2 separate regions of the Homo sapiens genome follow, and region 2 is linked to region 1. A link is an interaction called in ENCODE POLR2A ChIA-PET data of the cell type or tissue named here. Cell type or tissue: GM12878. All regions are shown on one strand. Each heading gives the region's core, and the rest is flanking DNA. Links, peaks and the distances in the headings are about the cores only. Region 1 has its middle 150 kb from the start of LINC02325. Region 2 has its middle 77 kb from the start of LINC02325.

What was found. Peaks named below come from ENCODE experiments on the same cell type or tissue, not always from the same donor. Only the 100,000 strongest peaks of a DNase experiment are listed, where the experiment ranks them.
Region 2: POLR2A ChIA-PET joins it to region 1 with 16 read pairs; 2 of 35 experiments call an interaction of 5 or more read pairs at or near these places.

The regions. Positions count from the first base shown.
Region 1 is chr14:97,299,225-97,314,654 of GRCh38, reverse strand. No RefSeq gene overlaps it. Among named protein-coding and RNA genes, the nearest start is that of LINC02325, 150 kb to the left of the region's middle. RefSeq lists an enhancer at 8,082-8,151. In GM12878, for the core only: no CTCF peak of the experiment used is centred there; DNase peaks (open chromatin) are centred at 7,604 and 8,194; H3K27ac peaks cover 4,050 bases.
Region 2 is chr14:97,373,736-97,389,165 of GRCh38, reverse strand. No RefSeq gene overlaps it. Among named protein-coding and RNA genes, the nearest start is that of LINC02325, 77 kb to the left of the region's middle. RefSeq lists enhancers at 1,599-1,738, 9,699-9,748, 9,839-9,898, 9,731-10,360. In GM12878, for the core only: no CTCF peak of the experiment used is centred there; a DNase peak (open chromatin) is centred at 6,356; H3K27ac peaks cover 2,646 bases.

The DNA.
Region 1 (15,430 bases), core at 4,045-12,044:
CTGGTCTGGGGGAGTTCAATATAGCTATACTCACATGTGTGAAACTTTGATAGGGACAGCTGGAAGACTGGGCTTGGCTGGACCTTCTCCATGCAGTCTTAGAGCCTCTCTGTGTGTCTTTCCAGTGGAATAATCAGACTTCCTACATGGAAATTCAGGGCTCCAAGAATCCCAGATGGATGCTTTCAGTCCCATAAAGGGTAGGCCTGAAACTGGCATAGCATCGTGTCTGCCATATTGTAATGGTGAAAGCATTCACAGTCCATCCCAGATCTAAGGCAAGGGAAAAATAGATCCCTCTTCTGGATGGAAGAATTGTCAAATAATTTACACCCATCTTTAGTCCATCTCAGTTTACGATCTGGTGACAAATTGTTTACATACCTCACACACACAAAAATACATTCTCCCCTTCCCAAGACCCCTGAAGTCTCATCACAATTTTGCAATGCCTTAGAGCCTAACATTTTATTGTCTGTATTAAGGACAGGTGCTCATGAGGCTGCTTGGGTGCAGTTCCCCAAACATAGTTCTTTTCAATCTGATGATCTGTGGACTAAAGGGAAAAGCTATCTGCCCTCCACACATCTAATCTATTGTGCTGAGACAAAAATAGAACAATTGCAAATGGTATGCTTGCTCTAACAGGGAGAAAGCAGGAGTGCCTTGAAGTTCCTGGTCTGCAGCAATTCCAAAACCCAGCCTGGCACATGTTGCCAGTTCCTTGAGTAGGGTCTAATAATGCTCCTTTTAAATAATTCTTCACAGCTCTTGGCTCTCCCTTCTGGATCATTCTTTATTTTCCATAGGAAATGGTTCCAATTTGCAATCAAGTAGCCTTATTAGCTTGCTTCTGCCCTGTGTGAGTAGAAGATGAGGTATCCTAAGACTGCTTTTCATTTTATGGTGTCTCTGTTGCTGTTTGCCCACACTGGCAGTGCTTCTACCAATACAATTATCATAAAACTTGGTGGGTTTTCTATGAATCTCATTGGGGTTTTGTGTTAGTCTGCTTTGCCTTTGCTATAAAGGAATTCTCAAGGTTGGGTAATTTATAAGGAAAAGAGATTAATTTGGCTCACAGTTCTGTAGGCTGTACAAGCATGGCAACAGCATCGGCTTGGCTTCTGGCGAGGCCTCAGGAAGCTTTTAGGCATGGTAGAAGGGAATGGGAGCAGGCGTGGCAAGGGAGGAAGAAAGAGAAAAGAAGCCCCAGACTTTTTTAAACAAGCAGATCTCATGTGAACTCATTGCTGTGGGGAGGACACCAAGCCATTTATGAAAGATCTGCTCCCGTGACCCAAACACCTCTTACTTGATCCCACCTCCAAGACTGGGGATCACATTTCACCATGAGATTTGGAGGGGAAAAACATCCAAAGCATATCAGGTTTGCACCATTAGATTAAAATCATATTCACCTTTCTTTCAAAGAGAGACACTAAGAGGGACTCTACCTTCATAGAAGCCTTTTTGTCCAGCTGAGAGAGTCTACTAGGCTATACATTTAGAAATCTTACCAAGTACATTCTTAAATTGTGCTGACTTTTCAAAAAAGAAGAAAAGGTGGGGGAAGGATTGGTCTGTCTTAGAGCTATATCTTTAATATCTTTTCCTTGAAGCCATATGTTACTGAAAGGCCCCTGGATTTGGCCTTTGCCCTGAGCTCTTACATTGAGGACTTTTTGCTGACTAGAAAGACTGCCCTAGCTCTTGATATTTCCTCTAATTCTGCTCAAAAATGGAACAATTTTTCTTTAGTTCATCCCTCTCTTCTTGTGCCTTATCCTAGGCCACTAGTAGAAGCCAGTTGGTGCTTTTAGCTTTCTGCCTGGAGAGGCCTTTAGCCAGATGCACAGCATCTTTCAGTGTCCTTCCCATTATCCACGTTTCCACCAATAATAGTTTTGCTCATTTGTCTGCCAGTACTTAACTTGGGGGCTCTTTCCTCCAGCCTCCAGTAACACTTTCCTCATCACCCAGGAAGCTCTCACCCAGTTTCCTCAAGGCACTTCCAGTCCAGGCTGAAAGAGCAGAATTAGAGTCTACCTCTTGAAAGAAGAACTGACAAAGAATTTATGTCCATCCTGTTAAAGTGAACTAAATATGGCCCGAGAAGGACTCCATACTTCTACATTTGAGTCCTTGTGGACCAACTGCAGCATAGCTTAATAGGTAGACAAGATTGAAAACCTAACTTTGGAGTATGCACCTGTAACAATAGCTAAGTCTTGGCCATTCTCAGCGGTCATACTTCAACCATTCATACACTGCTGAGTGTTCAGACTGTTCAAATAAGGCAAATACTGAGCTGTAACCAACCCAGCCATTCTGTACCTCACGTTGGATTTCTGTACTTCATTTCCCTTTATTATTATTATTATTATTATTATTATTATTATTATTATTATTATTTTGTCTATAAATCTTCTTCCACCACGTGGCTGTGCTGGAGTCTCTGAATCTGCTGAGATTCTGGGGGCTGACTGATTTGCGAATCATTCATTGCCTAACTAAACTCCTTTAAATTTAATTTGGCTGAAGTTTTTCTTTTATTAACCTTTCACACATTGCAAGGGTTAGATCTTGATGTCTGGCTGCCTGAGTTCAAATCCTATTTCTTCCACTTCCTAGCTGGTGTAAACTTTGCCAACTTATTTGTTCTTCTATATCACCTTCTGTAAAGTGGGTACAATCATAGTTGCTATTTTACAAGTTGCTGTGAAAACTGAATAAGTAGCATTTTCACCTTCGAACCTTCAATTTAGTTAAACAAGTACTCATTGAGTGTGGATACATGCTGGGCACTATGTGGGGTGATGAGACAATGGGATGCCAAAGAAATGGCTCATTCTTCAAGATGCCCTTGCTCTGAAGGAGAGATATTTGATTAGGAAATAAACATATTTGTTTGATTTTACAGCAGGTAAAGCTGAGTCTCAGAATGTCAGTGAATTTCTCAAAAAACAGGAAGTTGATTCACAGGTAGTGACAATGGTGGTGCCAAGGCTTATAGCCCACACCACCTCCACAGCCCCACACTACCTCTCAGGCTAGGAGGACCTCAGTCTCACTTCCACTTCCTCCACGGAGTCACTGGCAACTATTTCAGGAAGTATTGCAAGGTTAAATAAAGATGCATATTTAAAGTATTTTTATATATTTTATTCATAAAATGTATGAATAATATACATATATTTAATTCAACGCATATTATAATTGATCCACACGTATACATTTAGGATTCATAATTATTTAAATCTTGTCTTGAGATGACCATTTATTGCATTTAAAAATTTTGCAGGTTACCCAAAATAGATGTCGCTTTGACATAAACTTCCCGATTTCTAAATCTTGCTTCCATAATGCTCAAGGCAAAAAATTTCATCTAAATATTATTGAATTCCAGCACAACATTAGCATGCAGAGATATTTACAATAACAGAGCCATTACAACTCAATCAAAAGCTGATTTCAGCCAGAATTATGCAGAATTAAATCTTGCAGGATTCAAATTATTAAAAATCAGAGACTCAATAAAGTGTGGTCTGGAAGTCCCATTTATCAAGGGAGTCGAAGTGCCTCTACAGTTATAGTGACTTTTTCATATATATTCTGCAAGAATTTGCATGCATTTTAAAAGATCAGAGTTTAATTCTTATGGAATTCAAGTAACTATGCTATATTTATAAGGCAATGGAAGCCAGCTCGGAAACTGTTCTCTGTTTCCTTTCTATATCTCACATTTTAAATGCATTGGTTTTTATATCTGGTTCCCACTGAGTAGAAAGATCTGCAATGAGGCCACAAGAATAGAGAGAATACCTTACTCCAATAAAGGCCAAATCAGGGTGCCATAGAGGTAGTTACAGGAAATCCAAAACCATTTATAAAGCTTGTCATGCAACCAACACATCAGAAAACTCCCTCTTTTCCTGTGTTTTATCAAACCAAGACAATTTATTTACTTACTTGTTATATTCCCTCTTTCAGAACATTTCATCTAAATAGACAAAGAGTAAATTTCTAAGAAAATAGGAAGAGAGACAGAGAGATACATGAGAGGGGAGGGGAGGGGAGGGCACAGGACGGGAGGGGAGGGCAGGGGAGGGGAGAGGAGGGGAGAGGATGGGTACATTACCATGAACCTTGATGTCCAGGAATCCAATTCTCTTGACAAACAGCATTTATTTAACATCATTCTGTGCCAAAGACAAAGATGAATAAGGCAAGTTTTGTGCCTGTCAGCCCCTCACAACCTAGTTGGGGTAACTGAAACATGAATAGATATTGGCAGTCTGAGATTAACGGTGACTATACAGATATAAATGAACATTCATATCAGTCAAGAATACAATCAGCTGAAAATTATTAAAAAATGAAGTCTGCCAACAGGCCACCCAGGCATAGGACAGTGACTTGGTACTACCCTAAAGAATCCAGCTGTCTTTCTACCCTCTACTAGGTCATTCTTCATGTGTGAGTTTCCGTTCTCATGCATTTTGCCTCTTGGTTGCAAGAAGGCTGCCTCACCTACAGATCTTCCACCTGCATTCCAGGAAGAAAGAAAGGGGAATGAAAAAGGTCAAAGGAGGGACACCCTGCCAGAAACTCTGTCTGCACCGACAAGAACTCTTGTCACATGATCACCCTTAGCTGCAAGAGGGTCTGAAGAACTCAGTTTTCAATAAAAGGTGAACAAAAAATGGATATTAGATAGACAACCAGCAACGTCTTTCACTGGTCTGTGGAAGCAAGAGAGAGAGGGTCTAGTAAGCTGAAATGTAGGGGAGATAGTATCAAGGAAGGTTTCTGAGAAGATATATTATTGGAGAAGAAGCCATTTCCAGCAGATAAACAGAAAGGGTTTCAAGAGAGGCAGTGCAAGACTAGTATGTTGCTTTAAAGGCACGAGGAGTGCTGGTGTGTTGAGTTCTTGTCACGTGCCAGGCACTGTGCACGCTTCATTACGTTTACTGATTACAGCAGTCCCTGGCCTCCATATTTTACTGATGAAGAAACTAAGGTCTAAAAAAGTTGTGTGATCTGTCCAAAGTCTCATGACTAATGCACAAGCTCTTTAAAGGTGGCCTAACTTCCTAGTCATCCTGGCTAGAATGTGGGAGATAAATTAAAGGGAGATAAACCTGTGCAGGAAGGCAAGATGTGACTCTTTGGCCGGGCGCGGTGGCTCACGCCTGTAATCCCAGCACTGTGGGAGGCCGAGGAGGGTGGATCACGAGATCACGAGATTGAGACCATCCTGGCTAACACAGTGAAACCCCGTCTGTACTAAAAATACAACAAATTAGCCGGTCGTGGTGGCAGGCGCCAGTAGTCCCAGCTACTCGGGAGGCTGAGGCAGGAGAATGGCATGAACCCAGGAGGTGGAGCTTGCAGTGAGCCGAGATCATGCCACTGCACTCCAGCTTGGTGACAGAGTGAGACTCCGTCTCAAAAAAAAAAAAAAGATGTGACTCTTTCCCTGCTGGATTTTTCATTCCATATTTGATAAAAAGTCATGAATACCTGGGCAGCACCAGGGACCATGCTGGATGTGGTGGTACAAAAACAAATGAAATGCAGTCCTGGCCTTAGTGTGGAGACAAACACATTGAAACGTAATTCACAAATTAGGTAACAGGTTATGAAGAACCTGGGGAGTTGCCCAGAGCAGCCCGTGATCAAGGACAGTCATTTTGCTAAGGCTTGCTGCTACGCCCATTCCAGGCACCCACATCCTGACCCCAGGAGACAGTGGGTCCACTGAGTCTTGCTCCTCTTCTCATCTTTAAAGGATGATCTCGGCCAAGCTTTCATGAAAGAGGCAGAGGGAATCAGTGAAACATCCTCAGAAAAATGACCCGAAAGCCTCCAGCAGAACTCCCTATTCAACAATTACAATCCCTCGCTCCCTAGGTTCTAGTCTTTGCTCACCACTCTACCCAAATGCTATTAATGAAACCCTTTCTCTGCTGGGCCTGGGAGCACCTTTCTCTCGGCAATTTTGGTTTTATAAAGAAACCTTTGATTAAGACTTTACCCCTGTGCCAGGTAATGAACCCAACTCTTTATGCATGCAACCTCACTCAAGTGCACCCTGTGTGCGTTATTTTGCACAGGGGTATAGAGCCATACTTTTAAGTAATTCTCAGTCATTCTGACCACAGTTGCTTTAAGTTCAGACTTCTGCTGCTCAGTGTGCACATGGTATTTCTCTAGCCCTGAATCTCTTGGTCCCCCTTTCCACTTTTCTACTAATCCTGAAGATGCTGCCATCAGGGAAACAGGGCTCTTTGCTCCTGGTCTCTGAGAAAGCCCCAGAGCCTCTGCCACTCTGCAGAGACTGCTGATATGTCTGACTTGGCAGGAAGATGGAGTTCTAGCTTGGACCTGAATAAAAGAGCTTTCCAGTGGGGCAGAAGCTATGGACTCAACAATGCTCCTTATGGATCTGTGAGACAGCTCTCGTGGACAGTGTCACAGCTTCACTGCTTAAGGCAATTGCAGGGGGTGCTGTGAGGGGTCAGGGGAATGGAAGGGTCGACATGCCGCTAGCATCCAGCCCAAAGGCATGCACACTGGGTCCTCAGAAAATGCTGCCAATGATGAGACAAAATGATGGCTGAGTGCTTATTTCTCTAGAACCTTCTGAATACATGGCAGTCCCAGCTTATGTGTGTGAGGTCACTGGGAATTCAATACCTGAACATGTTTCCTCCTTCCCTTTGACCACCAGAAAGCTTGAAACCTGTTTTGAGATCGTTCTCTACCAACTTTAGAGAAATACATGTTGAAAAACATGCATTTGTGGTAGCATTATTGCTCTGTTGATATCCTCTCTTCTTCCCCCGGCCCCCACCACGACGCTTCTCCAACCCAATGATTTGGGGCTTGGTCATGTGATTTGCTTTGGCTAATGGAATGTTAGAAGACATACCTTACATAGAGGCCTCTAGGATGTGAGTTAGTTTGGCATTTGAACTCATGCCAAGGGCCAGGAGAACATGCCCTTGGCCACTGGTCCAAGGAGAATGACAGACATGTGACAGTTCTGGACACACCTGAAGCTCAAAGCCAGGCCCAGTCAACCCAAAGCCTGATAACAAGGTAACAAGATCCCTCTCCGCATGCCAGCTGATCTACAAACCAAGGAATAAAACAAATAAATGCTTGGTGAGTGTCACCCACTGAGTTATGGGGTGGCTTGCTATGCAGCTTTATTGTGGCAACACCTAATCCAGAAACTGCTATCTCTGCCTTTCTTACTACACACTCCCATAGTCAGAGCTTTTTGAAGAATCACTGTTTCATTAATTTGTTTGTTTGTTCATTCATTCACTCACTAATTTAATAAATGCTCATTGAAAGTTTACAGCACCCGGCACTGTCCCAGGTGCCGAGGATGAAGCATGAAGAAGGCAGGCAGGGCCTGTTCTTCCAGCGCTTTCTCTCTAGTGGGTTTGCAAGTGGCATCAGCTTCTCTTCCAAGTGCTGCTGACACCTGTCCTCATGAATGTCTTCACTTTCTCATCTCAAATGATTCACTAGATGAGAAAAACAAGCTTTTATCTCACGTGGGTATGAGGAAGGGAGCAGTTCCTCCAGAAAGTCGTGAGAGACTCAGCAAGTCACAATTAAGAAGCGTTGGAAGCTCATTCATTTTGCAAAATAAAAAATCAGTACTGAACTCTGTTGACTTCTCTAAACCTCAGAGAATGAGCCATGGTTACATTCTAGATTCAAAACAATTTCAAGCTCTTTTGTATGAACAGATGACTCATCTAATACCAGAAAGGAAAGGCTAGGTTTATTTCCCAGAATAAAGCATGCAATCTACATTAAGGGCCAGGATTTCATTTGCTGTTGTTTCAAATATACAATTATTAAACATTACTTATAACTTATTAAAGTAGTTCTATCTACGGCATCAGAACCCACACTATAGCTGTTCCAGGCCTTAGGCTTCCACGTAAAGAATCATCTGAACTCTCCAAGATGCAGACCAGGTGTTCAGAGCATGCATGCTGAATAACGAAAGAAAGAATGGTTGACAGTTTCTGAACCCCCTCAGCTGGAAGACAGCAAGCCAGATATCCTCACAACAGATGGGTTTGGGCCAGCAACCCAAAACATATTTGTCAGAATACTTACTCCCCAAGGTGATAAAACAGAATTCTTGAGAAACTCTGAGCTAAGGGAAGTAAAATGGGATTCTCTGCTACAGGACTTATCAGAGGCTTTACTAGACTAACATGCACTGGAGTCCCCCAAAGGGGAACTCTGTGATGTGGTATCCAAATTCACCCAGCCTGGGAAGCTTTTTGCTCATGAAACATAAACTGGGCACTGCTGACTCAGAGCATCCATCCACACCAGCCTGTGTGCTTCTCAGACATCCCAGCATCCCCAGGTCTTCAAGAGTTTAGACAATACCAGAACCCCCTAACCAGCATGTCTATTAAACCCAACTACAATTAAAGGCAACTTGCAATAAAACCTAAAAAACAAAGACTTTCTCTAAAAAAAAAAAAACCTTCTGGATTGTCAAATGTCCTTCAGTAACCTCCACCATGGAACATACATTTTCTAAGCATGCCCCTAAATACACACATAAGGGCTTTGGTTATTTGAAAATAATGTTAAGATATATTTGTGCTTGCAATTGTGAGGTATATTTTTCCCTCCCTTTTTATATGGCAGATTTGGTTAAGGTATACCTATTCTTGTTTTTTAGTGGGTTTGAGTTTTCTATTTTCAAAAACAGCAGGTTAGTAAGAGCCAAGAGCTGTTAATTTTGCACTGGCTTGCCTTATGCACGTATGACATTCCAAAGTTGATGGCTCTTAAACACAGCCCTTCAGGTGACTTCTGTCACATCGAAAGCAGATTCAATTATGAGCTGTATGGTTCCAGTATATTTTGTTGTATTATAATTCTTTGAAAACTGGTAATTCATGCATGGCATATATGAGAACTCTCTATTAACCAGAGTATTTGATTAATGAGCCTGGTGTGTGCTTTCATCATGCTGAGTTACTGACTTTACTCCACCTGGGTGGATGCAATACCAAAACCCATTCAGTTTCCTTGTTTTGTTTTAAAGGATTATAACAGCACCGTACAACAGCAAGAACAAATACCATGGGACCTGGTGACAGAAAACGTGGGCTTCAGCCCAAGTTCTGCAACTGTATTTCCAGGATAATACCTAGTACCCAATAAATGTTCAATAAACTATTATTGGATGGAAGAGTAGATATATTGATACATTTATAAATGAAAAAATATTAGAAATGGAAGAAAGAAGACTTTCTGACTCCCCCTGTCTGTGTTCAGTGTCCCTGTTCTCTATTTTCTTAGGATCCTGTGCAGACCTCTAATAGCATTTGTGACATTACACTGTAAATGTCTTTATTTTTGGCTTCCTCATTGATTGGAGCTCCTTGAGGGAAGGGGCTTTGTTTTAGTCCTCTTTCTTTCTCTAGGATTTCATGGCTTCCAGCCCTTCAGTTAGCATCCGGTAAGTGGTAAGTATTTCTGTTTTCACAATGAACTTGCATTGCTTTAATACAATAAAAAGGAAGTAAAGTTTACATTAACAGTAATAAGAGAGAAGTCCTGATGTTGGGATCTGGGGTGAGAAGACTGGGCAGAGGAGCGTATCAGAGGAAGAGGTCATGGAGATGGCAGTCAAGCCCAAGTAGTAGAAAGAATGGTGTTGCAGTGGTCACAACCAGGGCCAAGGCAAGGGGGAAAGGCCTCAATGTCTACTCTTGACATTTTGACATCTTAGCTCTCCCTACTGCCCTAGGAAGTAGAAGATGAGAATTCACATGTGAATTTGTGCCTAGCACAGTGACAGCAATGTGATCGACACTCTATCACTATTTGTTTTATGAAAGAAGGTCCTTTTATAGAAAGAGACATAGGGTTGATTGCAAAGTCAGCTATTATAGGAACAAAAGGTACAGTCTTGGAAAGAATGTCAAGTAGGAAGGAAAGTACTTCGGTGTCAGAATTCATGTGTGACTTTGGGCAAGTCCCTTGCTCACCCTGAACCTTAGCTTCCACACTTGTAATGAGCGGGTGAAACTAGATGACCTGGAAGATCTCTTTCAAATTGTGTTTTGTGATTCTATGCTTCCAGATATTTCAATGTTGGGATAATGATAAACAATATGCAGACTGTTTACTTCATAATTTTATTCCTTAAGATCTTTCCCAAGGAAATAATTTGACATTCAGACAATGATACCTATGTACAAAGGTGATCATTTTTAATAATAGTGACACAATGGAAACACCCTCTATGTCCAACCAGAAGGAATGGCCAGGAAAAGTATGGCACATATTTATGGTAGACTGTGAAGCCGATCTTAAGATTTATGTTTAAAAAAAGGAGATGCAACATGTAGTACTGAAGAATTTGTATAGTTTAGTCCTCAGAAGTGTGGATTCCAGAGCCCAGTCCCTGCTTGTGGCATGTGTTTCTTGACTCTGTTATTTATTTGCTATTGTGAACTCGAGCAAATTATTCTCCCTCTCTTCACCTAAGTTTTCTCATCTGAAAGTAGGGGAGATAATAGAATCTATCTCCTAGAGTTATTGTAAGAACTGTGTGAAGTAATTTTCATAAAGCATATAGAATAGTATCTGACAGATAGTAATTTATAACTGCTAGCTATTATTATATAAAATATGATTGCAACAGTAACTACTTGGGAAGGAATATTTACTATCTGATTCACAGGTTACATATACTGGAGGAAAAAAAGTAATATGTTAACAGTGATGTTTAGATGGTGGAATATCATAAGATGATTTTAATTTGTTTTCTTCATATTATTATGTATTTTTCTAAAATTTCTGCAATAAACTTGTAAAAATCATAACCAGGAACAAAATAGAAACAAGTGTGATTTTCTTTTAAGTCACTCCATGTGTATACAGGCGATGGTGTGGTGCTTGGACTTCAGTAAGCCTGGAATAGAATCCTACTTTGCCACTTAGAAGCTATGTGGCTTTGGCCATGTCGTAAGTCTCTAAGCCTCAGTTTTCTCAACTAGATATTGGGGGCAGTGGGATAGTATGAGGTAACATATAGGCATATTTCAAGTTCTCAATACATTTTCTTTCATCATAGAGAAATTGTTTGGTTCTCAACATTCTTAAATACTATGGGTGATAAAATGAGTTTTAAGACAGGGCCTCTGTCCCTGAAGATCTTGATATTTCACTGGGAGCCCAGGAATAAGAAACCTAGGCAATGAGAGAAGAATAAAGTCATAGACCGTATTCCAGTATTGTGAGAATTCGGAGATGTAGATCACAGTGGTTCTAGAGTCACCTGGGAGGACTTCATGAAAAAGAAAGGACTTGAAACAGGCTTTAAATAACTTGGATATGGAAGAAATACTACTTAAGATTGTGTTCAGCAGCCAGGCCTGGTGGCTTATGCCTGTAATCCCAGCCCTTTGGGAGACTGAGGCGGGCAGATCACAAGATCAAAAGATAGAGAGTATCCTGGCCAACATGGTGAAAACTTGTCTCTACTAAAAACACAAAAATTACCTGGGCATGGTGGTGCGCGCCTGTAGTCCCAGCTACTCAGGAGGCTGAGGCAGGAGAATCACTTGAACCTGGGAGATGGAGGTTGCAGTGAGCTGAGATCACACCACTGCACTCCAGCCTGGTGACAGAGTGAAACTCCGTCTCAAAAACAAAACAAAACAAAACAAACAAACAAAAACAAACAGAAAAGATTGTGTTCAGCTACCAGAAACAAATTCCTTGCCATAGTGACTTAAACATGCAAAAGTACATTCTTTCATATATGAGAAATCCAGCTGTAAGCCAACCACTAGATCATTGGCTACTAGCTGTTTCTACTGCCATCTTCATATAATGTCACCTTATGGTCCACATGGATGCTGGAACTCCAGCCATCATAGAAGAGTTCCAGGCCCACAGAGAAGAGAATCAGGGGAGCTCATTCCCTCTGAGCTTGAGCCAGTGGCCTTTACATGGCTTTTCTATGTGTCTCCTCAAATATCATTGGCCATATATATTGCAAGAAAGGCTGTAACATGTTGCTTTGTACTCTGGAGGGCAATGTGCCCAGGTAAAAATTGACAGCCTGTTACTAAGAAAGGAGAATCAAAGAGTGGCCTCTGCCACTTGGGAGAAATGCCAGTTCAGGGGAACAACAGGGGTAAAAGCTCTGACACAGGAGGGAGTCAACACGTGGAGGACAACTAGGTATCACACATGTGCCCTGAGGGTCTGTTGGGAAGTTCCAGGAAATACTGCTGGGCTCAGACTCTGCCCATATCATATGCTGTCATCAATGTTGTCAATCCTGCATACCATAGGCTCTTCTTTCTATATATTTTCTGTATTCCCACTCAGCCCTTCCAGGGAGAGTCACCTCTCTCATTTTAAAGATAAGAAAATTGAGGCTCAGGGAGGCTTTGACTTGCTGTAAGAGCTCTACGTGGCCTCTGCTGGCTTTGTGTGCTAATAGCGCCTGTCCCCAACGTGCTACTCCCCCTGCCTTTCACTCCAAATCCAGGGCCATGTCTACACCACTGTAAGTTCCTTCCACACATCCAATGACAGTCTATCAATCTCCAGCAATTTTGTCACCCAGTTAACAGGCTCAAACATGACTGATTGGACAAGGAGAGCTTTTTAAGGAGGAAAAAATAATAATATTTTGGGTCTGTATATGAGAAAGCCTATTTGATAGAGGGGCACAGGTATTAGCAATACATTCATATTCAAACACTGACACCTTTATTCAGCTTTTTATATTCAGAGCATTTGCAGGGCCTGAACTACTGGCAGACACTTCAGATTACTTAACCAGACATAAAATTGAAAGAGGGAAAAAAAATGAATTGAGGCCATGAGTCCCACAGGCATCCTGGGTCTTTCTGTGGATGCAAATGGACTTATGATTGAGTTATCACAGCAAATTCAAGCCAACTCGTTGGTACTTCCCAGTGCTGGAAGTTTCCTATGTACTTTCCCAAGGATGAAATTGTTCCTTTTCCCCATCCCGTATGCATGTTTTTAAGGAAACAAGCACTTGGAAGATAATTTTGCGGAAAAATATAAAATAGGGATAATATTCAGTTGCTTTTTCTTAAAGAAAGATGAACCATGCAAGGGAGGGATAAATCGCATTTGCTATGAAAATTTGAATTTCAAGAAGTATATTATGTCCTCCAGTGTGTTCTCAATGAAAAGAAAATTATTTCTTTCTTGGGGAACACACTCTTATGGCATTTTAACTTTTATGACATTTCTGATTTGGGATGATGAGCTTTCTGCACAGAAATGATTCAAACTTCCATTTTTGTGGCTCGCATGTCCTTGTAAATTGCTCTACCAGCGAAGGAGGAGGAAACAGCTTCCTAAAGTGGAGATTGTTTTTCTGCTGAGAGAATGTTTCTTTCCCCATTTCTGAATGGTCGTTGCTGATAGAGACATATATCAGGGAAATAAATTGTACTTAATCGCTAATCACCTGAACATAAGCTAAAAGTGGTATCAATCTTTCCTATGGACAAAAATAATTTCCCTTCATAAATAATGAACAAAGACACATTTTACCAGGTGCAATTAAATACAATTGTAAGGATATATTGAGATATGATTCAGACCTTGCCCTGTCGTGACAAGCCCCAAGACACTGGCATGCCCAAATACATCTTTTAAACATTAGGAGGAAATTCTGAGCCATTGTCTTTCCTGAGCAAGAAACAATGCTATCCAAGGGAAACTTGAAGCAATGATGTTTATTTAGAATTAGAATCGATTTTCATTTTACATAACACCTTTCATTTTCAAGGCTCCCGAAGTACTTTACAAAGCAATAAGCTAGACAGCAATATTGCTATAGACAAGTGTAACCGTCATTATGCTTTCTGTAATAGCTCGCGGGCTTGGAAATTAGAAATCAAGGGAGAGAGATGGAGAGAGAAATAAAGAGGAAGCGAGTGGTGAGAAGAGGGTCTGGGGAGAAGTCAAGAGACTAAGGTGGGAGACCTGGAGGATCCCACAGAGGCAGGAAAGGAGACAAAGACAGCATAGAATAGGGGCCATGCTTCTCACTGGCGCTCTGCTTAGAAATGGTTCCCAGGGATGCTTTCTTTCCATCTCTGAGGACAGGCAGTGACATCTCAGCCCCTCACCCAAAGGACAGGGACAGGATGACATCCCACCGAGGCTCCCTCAGCAGCTTCACATCGCAGAGAGTGCTGGTTTTGCTATCAGGCAGCCTAGGACCCACATCCCAGCCCCACTGACCGACTGGGTGGCCCTGAGTGACTTGCTCAACCTCTCTGAGCCTTAGTTTGCACACATGTAAAAGGAGATCAGGAGACCTACACCAAGTAGTGAGAAAAATGAGAACGAAAGGCAGGAGAGGTACTCAGTCAAAGTTAATTAGGTTTTCTCTCCTTGTTTCCTTCCCTTACATTAAGAACATGGGATAAGCAAGTCCTATTGGATTTCCAGGACACAGAGGAATTTAATAATTCCTGCATAATGCTTCACAGTCTGCAAAGCCCATGAGCTCATTTGATGAAATGAAGCCAACTCGGTCATAATAAAGCACTTGTGATCTGTTTTCAGACTCTTGACAACCTTGAGAGTTTAGTGTTATTATCCCCATTTCATGGAAAAAATATATTGAGGCTCAGGGAAGTTGAGGTCTGCAGAGACTCACCCCGGAGCCTCTGAATTTAAGCCCAGAGTTCTTTCCACCAGGCCAGGCTGCCTCCTTCTGGTGGAAGGAGGTCAACAGGCTTCACCACATCTTTGTGCTGCTCCCACCAAATGGCTAAACAGCACAGGTACCAAACAACCCTTTAGAAAACTGATTTTGCTCCTTCTTTCACTGCCACTAAAACACAGTTTATGTAAGCAAAGAACATGTTTTGATTTTACAATTCAGTTTTAGTATAAAGGGGCACAAACTCTTCGTTATCATGGTACCCGGCAAAGGAGAAACGCCTCAGTCTATGTTGGTGATGCATTTTGCATTGGGTCTGTCACTTACTCGCACGAACACGTTTCCTGAGGGCTTCCTATGTGGCTGGCAAGGTGCTAGGTGTTAGGGCCCAGAGAATAATTCAGTGGTATGAGAAGGTTCTGGCGCTGTCTGGAGAAGGGGCTCCCAGATCCTTAGAGAGGAGGATCGGAGTGAAGAAGGCTCCTTGGCGACAGGAAAACCAGGAGAAGGAGGCTGTGGAATATTCTAGAAGAAAAGATGAGGCTCAGGCAATGGGGATGGAGAGAGAAGGGAGAACTTAGAGGATATTTAGGAGATAGAAGAGACAGGCTTTGTATGTAGACTGCTTGAATGTGAAGATTAAGGGAGAGAATGAAGAGACTCCATCCCTCCTCTTAAAAAAGCTCA
Region 2 (15,430 bases), core at 3,325-11,324, 75 kb before region 1:
ATTAGCTGTGCTGGAGAAGCTTCAGAGATGGAAGAACTTGTTAAAATGCTGGTTCCTACTCAGGATCCCACAGACGTGGGGCAAGTGGTCCAGTGCCATGTCCTGAGCATCATTGCTTCTGCTGCACCTCTCCATGTAGAATCTGCTCTTGAAGAAACGCCAGGTTGCATATCTGGAGGGCCTTGTCTGCAGCAACTGTTTTCATATTTAAACGCTGCTGCAATAACCCTCTTCCACATACCATTTTTACAAAGGAAAATGGGAGAGCAATGCAGTGGCTTGTTTGAAGGAAACAGGAGGGAAGACAAGAACTCTGGAGAGATAGAATTACGGCTGTTCTCTGTACTCACTTTTGAACCTGATTTTTGTTTGATTTTGTTTCGATAAACTTTCCAAATAGCTAATGAATCCTTGAGCTGGTTTTGAGCCACAGTGGAGAGAGGGATCAGGACAAAGGCAGTCAAAATTGTCCTCATGAGGACTCCACGGGCGCAGACTGCAGCGTTGGGCTTCCTCCTGCAGGACTGCCCTCTCCCCTCCTGTGGTTTTAGCTTTCTTTGAACTCTGGCTACTGCCTGCTCTGCCACCCCTTCGGGCCCAGTGGTGTAGCAGCGCCACAGTTGCTAGTCGCTGGCTGTGTTGCCATCTCTTACATGGCGAACTGTCCCTTCACTGGCTCCCCCAACTACCTTCTGGACGTGCTACTGTTTCCTCCTGAATTGGAAAGCTGTGCAGAAGCAGTTCTATTGGAATAAGTGGACAGAAAAGAAATAGCATAAAAGTCACAGCTTGCAGGTAAACCGCTTTGAGGTCTTAAAACTGCATGTAGGAAGAGTTTGCAATACCTTGGACCAAATGCATGTTATATATATTGCATGTCTTCATGTGCATTAAGCAGCTCAAACAACAGATTACTCCATGTAGAAGATTAGACGAAAATACAACATGCATGGTGGGCCTAAAATATTAAATGCGTGGTGAGTCTTTACAGAGGGGTCTCTTTCTTCTTTCTACTTTTCAATTGATTTTAAATTTTCAACTTTGAGTATCTATAGATTTTAGAGTAGAAGAAAAACTGCAAAATGTGCATTAAAATATTCTTATAAGGAGGGTTTTCTTAAGGTCAGTGAAACTGAAAATAATACAATTTAGAAATATCAGCAAAGGTTACCTAATTAGGTAGGAGGAGAAATTATCCTAGAAGCAAGGTGTCTGGACTCAGTGAGGGTTATCTCTACCCAACAATTGTGCAGTTGCTTTTTTATCCCATATCCCCAGGTTGCTAAATCTTACTCCTAAAATCTTTTTTAAAGGTTTCTCCTATCTTTTGAACGCTTTGACTCAATACATTGCCCATGTACTGTCTACCTTGCTACTTTTTATTCACCCAACAAGTTCAACTTCAGCTTGCACTGCAGACTACTTAAAAGTTCTTTTGATAACTTAAGTTTCCCATCATGCCACGATTCATCGTCTGACTGGTGCTGCTTAAAGTTTAACTTGGACAGCTTGAGTGGGGCTCTGCAGGCTCCTGCTGGCACAGGAGTGGGCGGGACAGTCACAGGAGAAGGTGAGCTGAGGCTGAGCTTCGGGGAGCTTTCCGGGGTCAAGGAGACATTGGAAAACAGGAAGGGAAGCAAATCTGATGGCTGACATCTTCACAGTCGTGTGGTGAAGGGGAACTGGGGAGAAGAAAGAGGCTAGGAATAGAAAGAGAGACTTGGAGATGAGTCAGAGAGTGAAAAGGGATGGCAGAGGGCGGACGACACCCACACAATGACAAATCCCCAGATTTTTCAGGTGAAAAATGTCAACCACCTGTTGACATACTCCCATTCCCCAAAATAAAAGCTGCCCAGGTAATTTGCAATATTAATGCAGAATTTTGCATTTCAAAAAGCCTAGATTTTGGAGAGAACAAAAGGACCATTCTAGCTACAGCACTGCCAAATGCATGACCAGAGGTTGATTATTATCTACTATTGCTGGGCTTAGTGTCCTAGCCTGTAAAATGGGGATAAGGCAAAAGATTAGAGCATCTTTCTGCAGCAGCACTGAGGGAATTGTAGCTTTTGCTCTGGACTCAGGAGCCCTGAGTTCAAATCCTGGTTCCCTCACTTACTGAGTGAACTCAGTGAAGAGACCTTAATGCCTCCACCTTAGTTTCCTCACCTTGAAAAATGGGGATAACAATGCTTTAAATCTTACAGAGCTGTAGAGAAGCTAAGTGAGTAATAAAATCCCTGAAATGGTGCTTGGCAAGCGGGGAAAGCTACAGAAGTGTTCATTGTGTTTATTGTTATTATTTTTAATGCTCGTGATGGTAAAGATGTACTGGAATTTCTCATATTGTAGTATTTGTGGGTAGCAAGAATCAAGAAAAGTAAGCCCTTGCATTGCCATGTGATTTGTATCCTAACTTGTTGATGTCTTTGAAATAGGAATATGTTTCTAGAATTGTATGATCGAAAAAGGAAGCAACAAACTAGTTTACCTGTGGGTATATCATTGAACTTGCCACCCTTCATCCACCTACAGATGTTAAACCTATAGCCAGAGATCAATATTGTGTCTGCTTAGAACAGCCATCAGGACTCTGCTCTGAAAATATGAGTTTCTTTTTTTTTTTCTTTTCTTTGAAACAGAGTTTCGCTTTTGTTGCCCAGGCTGGAGTGCAATGCCGCGATCTCAGCTCACTGAAACCTCTGCCTCCCAGGTTCAAGCAATTCTCCTGCCTCAGCCTCCCAAGTAGCTTGGATTACAGGCATGCTTCACCATGCCTGGCTAATTTTGTATTTTTAGTAGAGACTGGGTTTCTCCACATTGGTCAGGCTGGTCTCGAACTCCCAACCTCAGGTGATCTGCCTGCCTCAGCCTCCCAAAGTGCTGGGATTACAGACGTGAGCCACCGCGGCAGGCCTTATGAGTTTCTTATACTGGATATATGCTACTATTACTACTGCTAACACTACTACTAATAATAATAATAATTAAAAACAGACACAGCTTTCTAAATATTTGGAAACCCAAGTCTATACAACCCAAGGACTACATATTTGTAGTCCTTCTAAAGTTTCCTTTCTGACTTTGCAGCATGTTCTGATGCCGTCTTAAAACTTTTTCTAAAGTGCCCTACTCAGAATCTCTTGCCTTTCTCTTTCCTTCACCCTGGCCATCTCCTCTTTCCCTGGTTAACTCCTACGAGGTCTCCAAGCCTTCCTTTGCTCCCCTTGGCCAGCCTCACTCCATCTTATTGGAATCACCTCTTTCTTTGTCTGCATCCTTACTAGTCTATGAGCTCTCCTAAGGGAAGGGATTAGGTCTTATTCATCTCCCTCTCTCCCACTCTGCACCATACCTGTGAGTAGAGGGTAGACAATAGTTAAATGAATAATTGAGCGAAGACATGAGTTGTCAGGATCAAGGAAACTCTTGAGCCAGGAGATGAATCAAGCCATCGGTGACTTTAAGAGACAAACAGAGGTCAACAGCTAAGGGAGTTGAGAAAATGGAGGTGCCAAGCAATTGAAGATAGATAGTCCAGGTTCTAGATCTAATGATTCTGGGATCCTGGCAGTGCTTTTCACCCTGTGGGTACGGTGAGATTTTCTTGAGCTGGGATCCTGAAAAGAGCCAGCCATTAATCCCATATAAAAATAAGGTCTGTCCAAAACCATTACAAAGGTATTTGAAAACTCAAGACATCAGGGGGGAAAACAGGCCTGAAATCCACCAATAATCTGAGATTTTGTAGCTTGTCCAGGTTGGAAGTGACCCTCTGGCTCACCTATGAGTCTTGGATATACAAATGATGCCACACATATACTCTACATAACATATGTCCCCGAGGAATGTACAAGACTGTATATTTCATGGAGTCAAGACCCCACTGCTATGCTAATTGTAGTATTTGTGCATAACTTTCCATATCTGTCTTCATGCTTCCCAAATTGCCCATTTATAACTCTTAATGCAAATGCCATTTTTAAAATCAATTCTTTCCTCTGTTAATTTAAAGACTTCAACAAATGTCAAGACAATACAGGCAATTCCAACCAAACAGCAGTTGGCAAGAGCCAAGATTTATGCTCTGTTTATATCATATTGAAATGCAACAATACCAGAAAGGAAAAAGAAAAAAGAACAAGCAAGAGACAAATCCACAAGGCTTTAGTGAATCATTTTGTCATCAAACAATACATTGAGACAGGGATCAGGACAAAATTTCGAGCTTAAACTTGTACTTCTCCACCGAGTACAACCAGGGTACCATGTGGTATAGCAGAGAGACAATCTAGAATCCTTACATATAGTGTTATTCATTCATTGAACTCTTATAAAATTTGATTGAGCACTTTCTGAGTATCAGATTCTGCTGGGTGCTTGAGATTCCTAAGTAAATGACACCATTGTCCATTGGGGGAACAGCATCCAGTAGGGTGCTTAAGACCACTAGATTCTAGCTGTGTTGCCACCATGCTTGGAAAAGGTTGACAGAAGTAACCCATTCAACACACTTCTTGGAGCCAAAGGAGCACTTTTTTTTTTTTTTTTTTTTTTGAGGTGGAGTCTTGCTCTGTCGCCCAGGCTGGAGCGCAGTGGCACAATCTCTGCTCACTGCAACTTCCGCCTCCCAAGTTCAAGCTATTCTTCTACCTCAGCCTCCCAGGTAGCTAGGACTACAGGCATGCGCCACTATGCCCGGCTAATTTTTTTTTTTTTTTTTTGTATTTTTAGTACAGATGGGGTTTCACCATGCTGGCCAGGCTGACCTCAAACTCCTGACCTCAAGTAATCTGCCCGCCTTAGCCTCCCAAAGTGCTGGGATTACAGACATGAGCCACTGCACCCGGCCTGGAGCACTTTCAGTAGTTACTACATTTGTTTAAGGTAAAGTATGGATGCGAGGAACTAGACCCAAAATTACAGTGACCTAAGCAATCAGAGCTTTTTTTCTCTCACCTACGTGGAGGCAGGCAGGCCAGGATTGGGATGGTGCCCTATGGAGTCAGTCTCCTTCTATGTTGCTATACTCTGTATATGCCTCCATTTCCAAGGTGGCTGGTCCTGTGCTAGTGGAAGAGAAAATCGGAGTGTTTTCCAGGAATTTTACAGGCCACTTTCACTTTTATCAGGCTGGACCCATAGCACATGGCTTTGCATAGCTACACAGGACTGTGGGAAAATGCACAGTATTAAGGTTACCCTTGCGTCAGCCAGAATTCTGTAACTATGGAAGAGGAGGCATGGATATTGGGGGTATTCACAGCCTACACAGGTCTCTTCCGTCCTTCATCACTGGATAACTGGACTCAGTTTACCCATCTTGAATCTTCCTTTTCTTATCCATAAAACAGTAGGTCCAAGTAGATGGATTCAAGGGCACCTCTCACTCCCAAAAACTATGAAGTGAAAGAACACACCCATGAAAATAAATGAATAACATCTTGGGATTGTTTAAAGTATACAAAATGAACACCACTTTACCGCTTGTTAAAAACACAGAGCACTCATCCATGCCAGTGAATATTATTAGTTCTTGGTCATTGGAATCAAAATTTCCCTGACCGCACCGTCTTTGCAGCATTTTGACTGAAGTTTTCCCTGGTTCATTCATTTTCGGTACTGGCTTTATCACCTTAAGTGACAGAAGCATTTTGTGCCTTTCTGTGTCTTTCTTGAATTTCAAAACTGTTCTCATCAAAAGTTGGCATTGCCTTTTTCCAGGGAAACCCAGCCGAACCAGAGAATAACCTAATCAGCAGGTTTCAGAGGAAATTAAAGTCGGATCACTGCCTACCGCACCCCATCCAGCTGCAACGAGACATGCCTTATCAATGTTTCTTTTTTAATGTTCAGACATGTTACGTTAAGCCAGCTTATGCAGGGAAAGAATTTACTGATTAGTTCCTGATTTGCTCCATAATTGGTTATGGCAATGGCTTCCACTATGCTAGCTAAATAAAAAATAATTTTTAAAAAAAGCTTACAGGTAATTTGTTGCAAGGCATTTGACAAAGGTACAGGTCCCATCACACAAGAATCATAGTTAAACTTAATGATGACTCCATCTAAAGTTTTTATTTATAGCTAATGCAAACGTTTAAAAAATGTACAGACATTAATTATTAGCAGGGTTTTTTTAAGCCGAAAGTAAGAGTTGAATAAACGTACTTTAAGACACTTAAAGCAGAGGCATTCTTTATAAAATGACTAGCTAAAGAGTCCCTTGGGTTGCCTTTTAACGGCTTTCAAAGCTCTAATAGCACTTTTTCCACCAAAGACACACCCCTTGAATCCTCTGAGAGATACAATAGCATAATTGTTCTTTTAGGTTTCAAGGCCTTGACATATCTGTCAGGGAAAGAATAGTGAATAATAATACCAGAACTATTTTATGCAAATTCCACTTAGAGGTTTCAAGATTTCCCTGAGACGGATCTTGCCCTCTTGTTGACACTTGCATTGTCACATCAGCTTTACATAAGAAAGTGGTGAGAGTTTGCCTTTTGTTAAATAATTCTCATTTTAAAAAAATCTTTAGATAAAGTTAAAAAACAAATACAAAAACAATGAGATGGAAACATCAATTTGGAGATGTATCAAAGGGAAAAACAGTATTCACTGGAATGATTTTTGCCCCCTGCAGCTAATCACTTTGCCAATGAAATTCTTTTTTAACTTAAACCATGATGGCATAAAAGGGATGTTTATGAAGATGCAATCTATGCAAACACACATGTTACATGACCCAGCACACAGGCCACATGGATGTATTTTCCAAAGGCCCGAGTTCTTCATTCACCTTCCTCCCGATGAAAGGTGCTTACAGCAATCACATCTCTACAGCACATCGATTAATACAGTTAATCCAAAAAGCAACCCATTAGTCTTGGAAGCAGATCACAGGGTCAAATAGCAAAAAGAAAATACATAATGTTAGTGCTAAAAGACACCTGTGAGCTCATCAACGCCTACAGCCCTCCAGCAATTGAGAAAATCCTTATTAGGCTATCAAAATACAAATCACAAATAAGGTTCATTTCCTCCAAAACAAAGGACAAGAAAACTCCACTCATGTAGAAAGGAGTCCAAATGATTAGCAACTTGGCTGCCCATGAAGAGAGATCATCCCACATTATACATTCATTCACCCATGCATTCATTGACTCATTTATGCTTCAAATCTTTACTGGCCACCCTCTATGGTGCTAGATCTACAATTGGGTTCTGGAAATTCAAACATGTATTAGACATATTCCCTGTTCTCCAGGACTCATAATCCAGTGAGACACATAAATAAATGAATATGTGTCCAAGCCAAGGAATGCCTGGAACCACCAGAAGCTGGAAGACATTGGGGAGGACTCTTCTCCCACAGCATTTGAAGGGAGTGCAGTCTTGTGGGCATCCAGATAGTCTATTAGGTTGGTGCAAAAATAATTATGGTTTTGCCACTACTTTTGCACCAACCTTATAGTCTAGGCTGATCTGAGTGATTCACTGTAGCTAATAGAAGACAACAGATGTGACCATGTGTGACTTCAAGAACAAACAAACATAATAGCAAACACATTGCTTCCACTTTGTTCACTATAGAACAGTCATGCTTGGAGCCCAGAGTGGCCATGTGAGAAGCCTCAATATCCTTAGGCAGCCACGCTGTGAGGAAGCCCAGGCCACATGAAGAGGCTGTGTGTATGTTATCTCATCAACAACCCCAGGTACCAGGGATGTGAATGAAGATGCTACCAGATGATTCCAGACCTGGGCCTTTGAGTCACCACTGCTGCTTGAGTCTCCCTGGCTGAGGCCTCAGAGATCCTGTGCCATGGGAGATTGGCCTAGCTGGTCTCCTTTTCCAAATTCTTAACCAACAGAATGTGTGAACATCATAAAATGGTGGCTGTAAACTGCTAAGTTTAAAGGTCCAATGGGCTGAAAGTGTCCCCCTCAAAATTCATGTATTGAAATTCCAACCCCCAAGGTGTTGGTATTTGAAAGTGGGGCCTTTAGGAAATGATTAGGTCAAGAGCATGGAGCCGCATGAATGAGATCAGTGCCCTGAATAAAGGGACCCTGGAGAGCTCTGTAGCCCTCTTTCCCACATGTGAGACTATAATGAGAAGACGGCAGTCCGCACACCAAAGGAGAGCCCTCACTAGAACTGGCCCATGCTGGCACCTTGATCTTGAATTTCCAGCCTCCACAACTATGAGAAATAAATATCTGTTTTTTATAAGCCACCAGTCCATAGTGTTTTGTCATAGCAGTGCAATCTGACTAATGTGAGGGATGACTTGTACACACCGATAGTAACTGGAACATCGGCAGCAGAGGTTGGGCAGAGGTGTGTCTCTGGCTCTCCTGGGTGAGTCAGCACAGAGTTGCTCACTGCCGCCTCTTGAAAAGGTCACCTCCTCCTACTCTATTCAGCTGAATCTCAAGGCCAAGGTGAGAGAAACACAGTCACATTCCACGAGTGCAAAATAAAGGGCATTGACTCAAAGCAAGCAGTGCCCTGGAGGGCAGCTAAGTATGGTGCAGAGTGGTGATTTCGGTCTCAGAGAGACCTACAGATCTGTATCCAAGTCGCGCCTACATGTGTCTAGTTTCCCTGGCTGTGTGACCTTGGGTATGCAACTCAACTTCTCTGAACTGCAGTTTCCTCATCTGTACAGTGAGGGGGTAATTACTGTCATGACACAATCTAATGCAGGTCTGGGGTCTGGTCTTGTATGTAATTGTCTCTCAATAAATGGTGGCTATTCCCATTCTCAATATTTTTCAGCGTGGCCCATTATACATACACCCTAAACATCTGATGTTGAACATTGCACAGTGGATGTGAGATTCTGTTTCATCCTCACCTGGATGGGAGAAAACCACATTTGAGCCAGGAAGAGGAGAGACCTGCAAGCTCATGTATCAATTTAGTATCTCCCCTGGGGGGACCAAGAGGCTTAATGTTTGTAAAGTACTTTGAGATCCTGAAAGCAAAGACTTTATACAAATGTGAGATAATCATGATAATTAAACCACTGTTATTGAATACAGCGAGGCCTTATTGTTCCCTCATCCTGCAGTGAGCAAACTCCTGGCGGACTCTGTAGCACACTGAAGAGATAATTTGCTAAATCATATACCACTGCCCTGAAAGCCTCACCCACCTACAGCCAGGGACAGGCTCATACCCAACAATACCACTAATAGCAGACCCCTCTTGGTACAGGACTTTATAGTTTACAAAGCAGCTTCAGATAGCTTCTCCCACTCAGTGTCTGCAGGACAAGGAAGGATGGAAATAGGGAAAATTATACCCGCTTGATAGATGGGGAACTTGGAGAACAGATTTGTCTAAGGTCCCACAGCAAGGAAGGTTAGAGAATCTAAAATCTGGAAAACACGTTCCACATTTAGACCAATGCTCCATTTTGCAAATGAGAACACCGAGATTCAAAGAGGTGAAACAACTTGCCCCGGGGCCACGCGAGCCTGCAGGGCACCTTTGTGCAAACTGAAAAAACACACACTCCTGGGCTGACACACACAGTCCAGGTTTTGGCCAAAGGGTGTATTTCAGCCCCACTTGCCTAGCCTGGGGCCCCGTTTGTGATTCAGGAATACTGCTGTGTTTGAACATACAGGTTTTATTCTTATTTATATACGCGGTCAGCAGATCAGGAGATGATTGTTGTTGAAAGGTAGCTTGCTATACTCACAGACCGCAAGAGGAAGGGAGGTACCACACCATGGTTGGGGGGCCCAAGAGGAAGCCAGGGGCTGGTCAGGAGGCGGAAGGAGGGGTGGGAGAGAACACAGGCAAGAATCTTTACTGTGGTGTTCTCTGGAAGAATGGCAGGGTAGGCTAGACAGGTTTAGAAGTGGCTTGTTTGAATAAAGTGGGCTGTGGGGCATGGAGGCTACCCTTAGTTATTTAGTACCCACCCAGATGATTAGGGCAGGAGAACAGTGACCAGGAGTGTAAGCGCTGAATAAAGGAGGTGGTTGGGAGTGTGAGCTCCGATTGGTTGGTTTGCACATGAAAAGCCTGCTCCACGGGTAACTTACTTGCTATCTCTAGGACTTAACTAACCCTAGGAGGGGCAGTCTCTCCAGAGTCAGTAAGTATCCGAGATAGCAAAATATGAAAAACACAGAATAAAAAAACATTATTAGTATAGGCTGAAAAGGACTTTCACAGACCCGGGTAACCAACGCAACCATTTCAGATGAGAAATCTGAAGTTTGATAAGTGAAGTAACCAGGCCTTCACTGTCAATTGGTGGTAACCACAGTGATTTCAGAAAGAATGCTGACCATGCCCTGTGCTTACAGTCCTTCCTATTTTCATGGTTTGAACAACAGTCTCCAAGCACCTTAATTTAGGGACCATGGTCCTCAACCATTCCTAATCTCAAAGTTTATGCTCTGGGAGTTCAGAGGAGTGGCTAAGACATTTCTCTCACAGCTTGCTGTTTCATACCTTTGCTCACTCTCTTTCTGCCTAAAATTCCTTTCTACACCTTCCTGCCACAAGACCTTCTCTGTATCTTTTAAGACTCAGCTCAGAGCTGACTCGTTCTCAGAAGCTTTGGCTGAAGTCCCCCGGGGTGGACTTAGTGTCTTGACCTTCAGCTCCCAGGCACCTGTGCTCAGCTTGCCCATAGCCTCACTAAGGCAGTGACATTTTTTTGATGAGTTCCTGTCCTCCAGGAGACAGCCAGCTGCTTGAAAGCAGGGACCACAATCCACTCATCAGTCCATCCTCAGCACCCAGCATAATGGGTAGCCCATAGGAGCACTCAAGCATTAAACAAAAACACCACCTAGCAGAAAGTACTCCTATCCAGTGCTCCTTGCATTACACCACACTGCCGTGGCTTCTCTCTTCCTAGATATCCTCCATGAAGTCACTCCTCGATTCCCCTAAGAGCAGAAAGGATTATACCTTGAGCAACACTTTTCATAAAACATCTAGTTTAGACTTGTGCGATAGCTGTAATTGCCTTTGCTTGATTTTATTTTGTATTTTGTTCCTTTGTCAGAGTCAGCTGGATTTTCCAAGGGAGAAAAGATCTGCATTTCCAAACCATCAGCTCTAAATCGCACTCCCTTAACCTCCTTTATACCTGCATATGTACAACTAGGACTTGTTTGTCTGGGTGCATTTCTTTTCCTGCTGATTTAGAATCTACAAATAGATATCTTCTTCTAAAATATACCTTTCCCCAAAGCCAACTTACTGAATCAAACTCATTATCTTAAGACACCTCTATGGCCAAAGGTTATGCTTTTTGGAGCTATATTAATCTCTTTGTCTAAACAACACAGGCTTAATTGGTTTAGATCAGAGTTGTACTGTTTTGAGTAAAAGGGTGTGATTAATGTGCGCTAAAGGTGGTTGGACAGGCACAGACTAATTCAGTAGCACGCACAAGCCTCTTATCATCAGAGCTGACAGGGCTTGGGGAAACCTGCCCCCGGGAACAAGTTTCCTCTCAAGAAAAACAAGACCTGATTGGTCCCCCCAGACCAATCAGGGCACCACAGACATTTTCCCCAGCCTCTCTGCCCAGTGGAGAGGCCCAGCGAGTGCTTGGCGGGATGGAAAGAAGTTTCTACTCCACAGGAAGTCGGGTTCTTTTGGGATCGCCATACAGGAGACGAAGTCATTGCCCCTTACTTACTTTGTCTCATTTATTAATACTTTTAATGGCAAAACTCGCAATTACTTTTGCATCAACCTAATGGAACAATGTTTGATGACTCCCTGGCAAGGCGACTGGACTGCCTCTCTTCCTCTTGCCCTCCTCCACCCCAAATCCACGGGCCAGCCCTTTTTACCCAGCACTGAGCCCCTTAGTCTAACCTCTGCGGATTGCCTGTGTGAGGACCCTTGCCCCTGGTCCCAGATCTAGTTAAGGGGGCACAGCAAGAGACGTGAGAGCAAAAGCAGGGCAAGGACGGGAACGAACTTCTTCCGTAGAACGCCGTGGGTTGGATATGCGGCTACAGTCTTCCCCACACAGCACTCTGTCTGGGTCTGGGAAAGTGCTCCCTTCTCTTGCCCTTCAGACCAAGGTGTGGAAACAGCCTCTAGTTCTAGTCCCAGCTACTGCATCATACCTGGTTAGTTCCTATAACTTATCGCCCATCAGCTTTGTGCTAAAGGTTTTACATACATTCATTTATTTAACTCTCAGAAGTCCTACCACATAGATAGACACTGTTCTTGCTCCGTTTTACAGGTGAGGGAACTGAGGCACACAGAAGCTGAGTGAATCGGGGAGCTCCCCCAGGCCACCTGTCACCAGCCCTCAGGCTTTCACCCACATACATGGCAAGAGAGAAAGGGGAAGGAATTCCAAAGTGAGAAAACAGAAGAAAGAGAACATAAGAGTCTGCCACTAGGAAAAATCAAGAAACACTGAAAAGTCCAGTGAGGCTGGGAACGAGAGTGGGAAGTAGGTCAGAAGAAGAAGTGGCTGGGATGAGGCTGGGATAAAACTTTGAATCCCTCCTCTGCACTCTACATGTTTGAATCAACATGATTCATACTTGTTGAGGATGTCTTGTGGGAAGATGCAAGCAAATGAGATAATAGTCCTGTCCTCCCAGGGTAAGGGTGGAGACATGCACCTGCAATCCAATTCGGCTGGTGCCATAGGACAAAACGAACAAAGGACTATATGACTGCAGAGGCAGAAGGTTCTAATTCCATTTGGCAGGTCTAGAACTATGATGAGGCGGATGAGACATTTGCCTTGGGTGCAGAATTTGAGGGGGCATCAAAACACTGTAACCAAGATTAATGTTTGAATGCACTAAAAAAAATCAAAGTTAATGCAAAAAATCCACAGTGAACAAAAGATCAAAATTTTAAACAAAGACAGGCTCAGTCTCACTTGTTTTTCCCTTTGCCTTGGGCTCCAATATAGCTGAGCTTTTCTGATCCCATATTTATTTAAAATTTTGATCTTTTGTGCACGATGGATTTTTGTGCATGACAGATTTTTTTGCATTAACTTTGAATTTTTTAAAGAGCATTCAAATATTATTTACCTTGATGACCGAGTTGTTCAGTATTGTCTTCAATTTTGCACCCAGGATGAGTGGCTTGCTTTCCTCACGCTAGTCCCAGCCTGCTATCTGGGGCACTTAACCTTGGACTTACTGCTGTGGACCTCAGATGGTCACAGGTATAAAGTAGATTTGGTTTGCAGCATGGAACAATCACTCAGCAGAGTGGAGAATTGACCAGGGAAGGTCAGTAGGAAGAGGCAAAAGACAAGATGTTCCTGCAATATTCCTGCAGGTTCAGAGTTCTAAGAGAGTCAAGCAATTGCCCAGGTCCCTGGACATGGACGAAAAGCTTTTTTTGTGTGCATGATCACGGGCTGTTTCTTCACTTCTTGGCCTATTTCCTCTACCAAATTGTGAGCAGATGCGTGTTAAATTAGGATTAATGGAGCTCCTTTGTGATGCATTGAATTTGAACTGTGCACAGTAATAGTTTCATAACACATCATTCAACCTTTCTAAGAGGTTAAAAATTATATACTTAAAGCTTTAGCATATTTGTCTACAGTCTGAATGATTCCAAATGGGAATGATCAGTCCACTTCATTAAGGGAAGACTGGTTAAAAAAACACAACACACAAAACAAAACAGCAATGAGTGTCTCATGCCAGTTTAGAGCCCAGTGGCATTTTTAGTATAAACATCCAGGGTTTTCTTTAAAAAATATAGAATTAGCATGGGCTTCCCTCACTTATTGTAGCCACATTTTTTGTACTATATATTCGGGTTGGATTCTTTGCACATTGCTTAGTTCCTGGAAAATCTTTAGAGAGGTCTGGACTGCATAGTTATAAAAATTATTATAATGCATTTTCTGTGCATATTAAATTATCTCCCCGGACTGATAAAAGGTTGAAAAGCTATTATTCTTTATTCTTCAGTTTACTACAACCCTAAAGTAATAGCATTCTATTAAAGTTTATTGATTGCTCCCACTGTTAACTAGCAAGTTGGTATATAAAAATAAAACAGAGAAATCTGCCGTTTCTTCCTTGTTGCTTTTTGCAGCACGTGTGTCTTGAGTAAGATTTCAAAGGATGCATGTTGACTGTAGTCTGATGAATCACTGCAGGTTGGGGAGGTTTTGGTTTAATTGTTTATTTTTAACTGTTTCTTGTTTTTCTATTTCTAAGACTTTTGTGTTTTTGAGAAAGATTTTAGTCTAGTTTCTCTCTCTCTCTCTCTCTCTCTCTCTCTCTCTCTCTTTTAAAGAAAAACCATGAGGTCTGTCTGGGAAAGGGGAAAGGGTAATGGAATAAAACACCTATTGGTTGTATGATTCATCCAAAAACACTTGACCCACTTACTATGTGCCAGGCACTGTTCTAGGCATAAAAGATTTAACAGTGAAGAAAACAAACAGGGGCCACTCCTGTGACACTTATGTCCAATGATGGCAAGATAGGTGATAAGTAAACAAGGAAATGCAATAATCAGATGGCAATAATAATAATAATAATAATAATAATAATAATAATAATGCTATAAGGAAAGCAAAACGGGATAAGGGAATAGAGAGTGATGGATGTTATCTTGGATTATGAGGTCAAGAAAGCCCATTCTGGTGGGTAGCATTTCAAACCCCAAAGTGGTAAGGGAGCCAGCCATGCAGATATCCATGCAAAGGAAATTCAAGGGGCTTAGCAAGAATGTCACCTTAGCCTGACCATAGTCAACAGGTGCACAAGTGGTTTTTGCACCGCCTACTACAGAGCATCCATTACATCAGACCCTGGGAATAGATTGACAATAAACCAATGAAACACAGCCTTTGCCTTCCAGATCCCACAGTCTAGTGAGGGGATCATCATGTGAAGAGAGTATCAGGCAGCCTGAAAGCCTTAGAGGGGTAAACCATCTCACACACACTCATCACAGCTATTTTCTGGTACCCTATGGTAAGCACTGGGCTAGGGTTAGACAAGAGGCATTGCAGGAATCCAGAGAAGAGAATGTCTTCTGTTTGCTGGAGCAGGCAAAGGAAAAGTAGAAATAAGGAAAGTACCAAGCAAAGAGACCTTCCTGTGGGTGTGAGCCACTGTGGTGGGTGGATGAGGACAGCCAGAGGCAGTTCAGCAGGGCGGCATGAGGAAAAGCCAGCGGGGGACAGGAACAGGGTTGAGTTGGTGGACAATCATCAGCTTTTTTTTCTGGTGGGTGATGGCAGTTGGAAAGATTTCAGATGGGGAAGCAACTTTGTCAGATATTAATATTTACTAATTTAGAAAGACAGATCTGGCAGCCTAGTGGGAAAGGCTAGAAGAGAGAGTTTTAGAAGCAGAGATGGCAAAGTTCTGACTCAGTATCCTCACTGTAACATGAGACCAATGGTTGAGAGAATCTCTG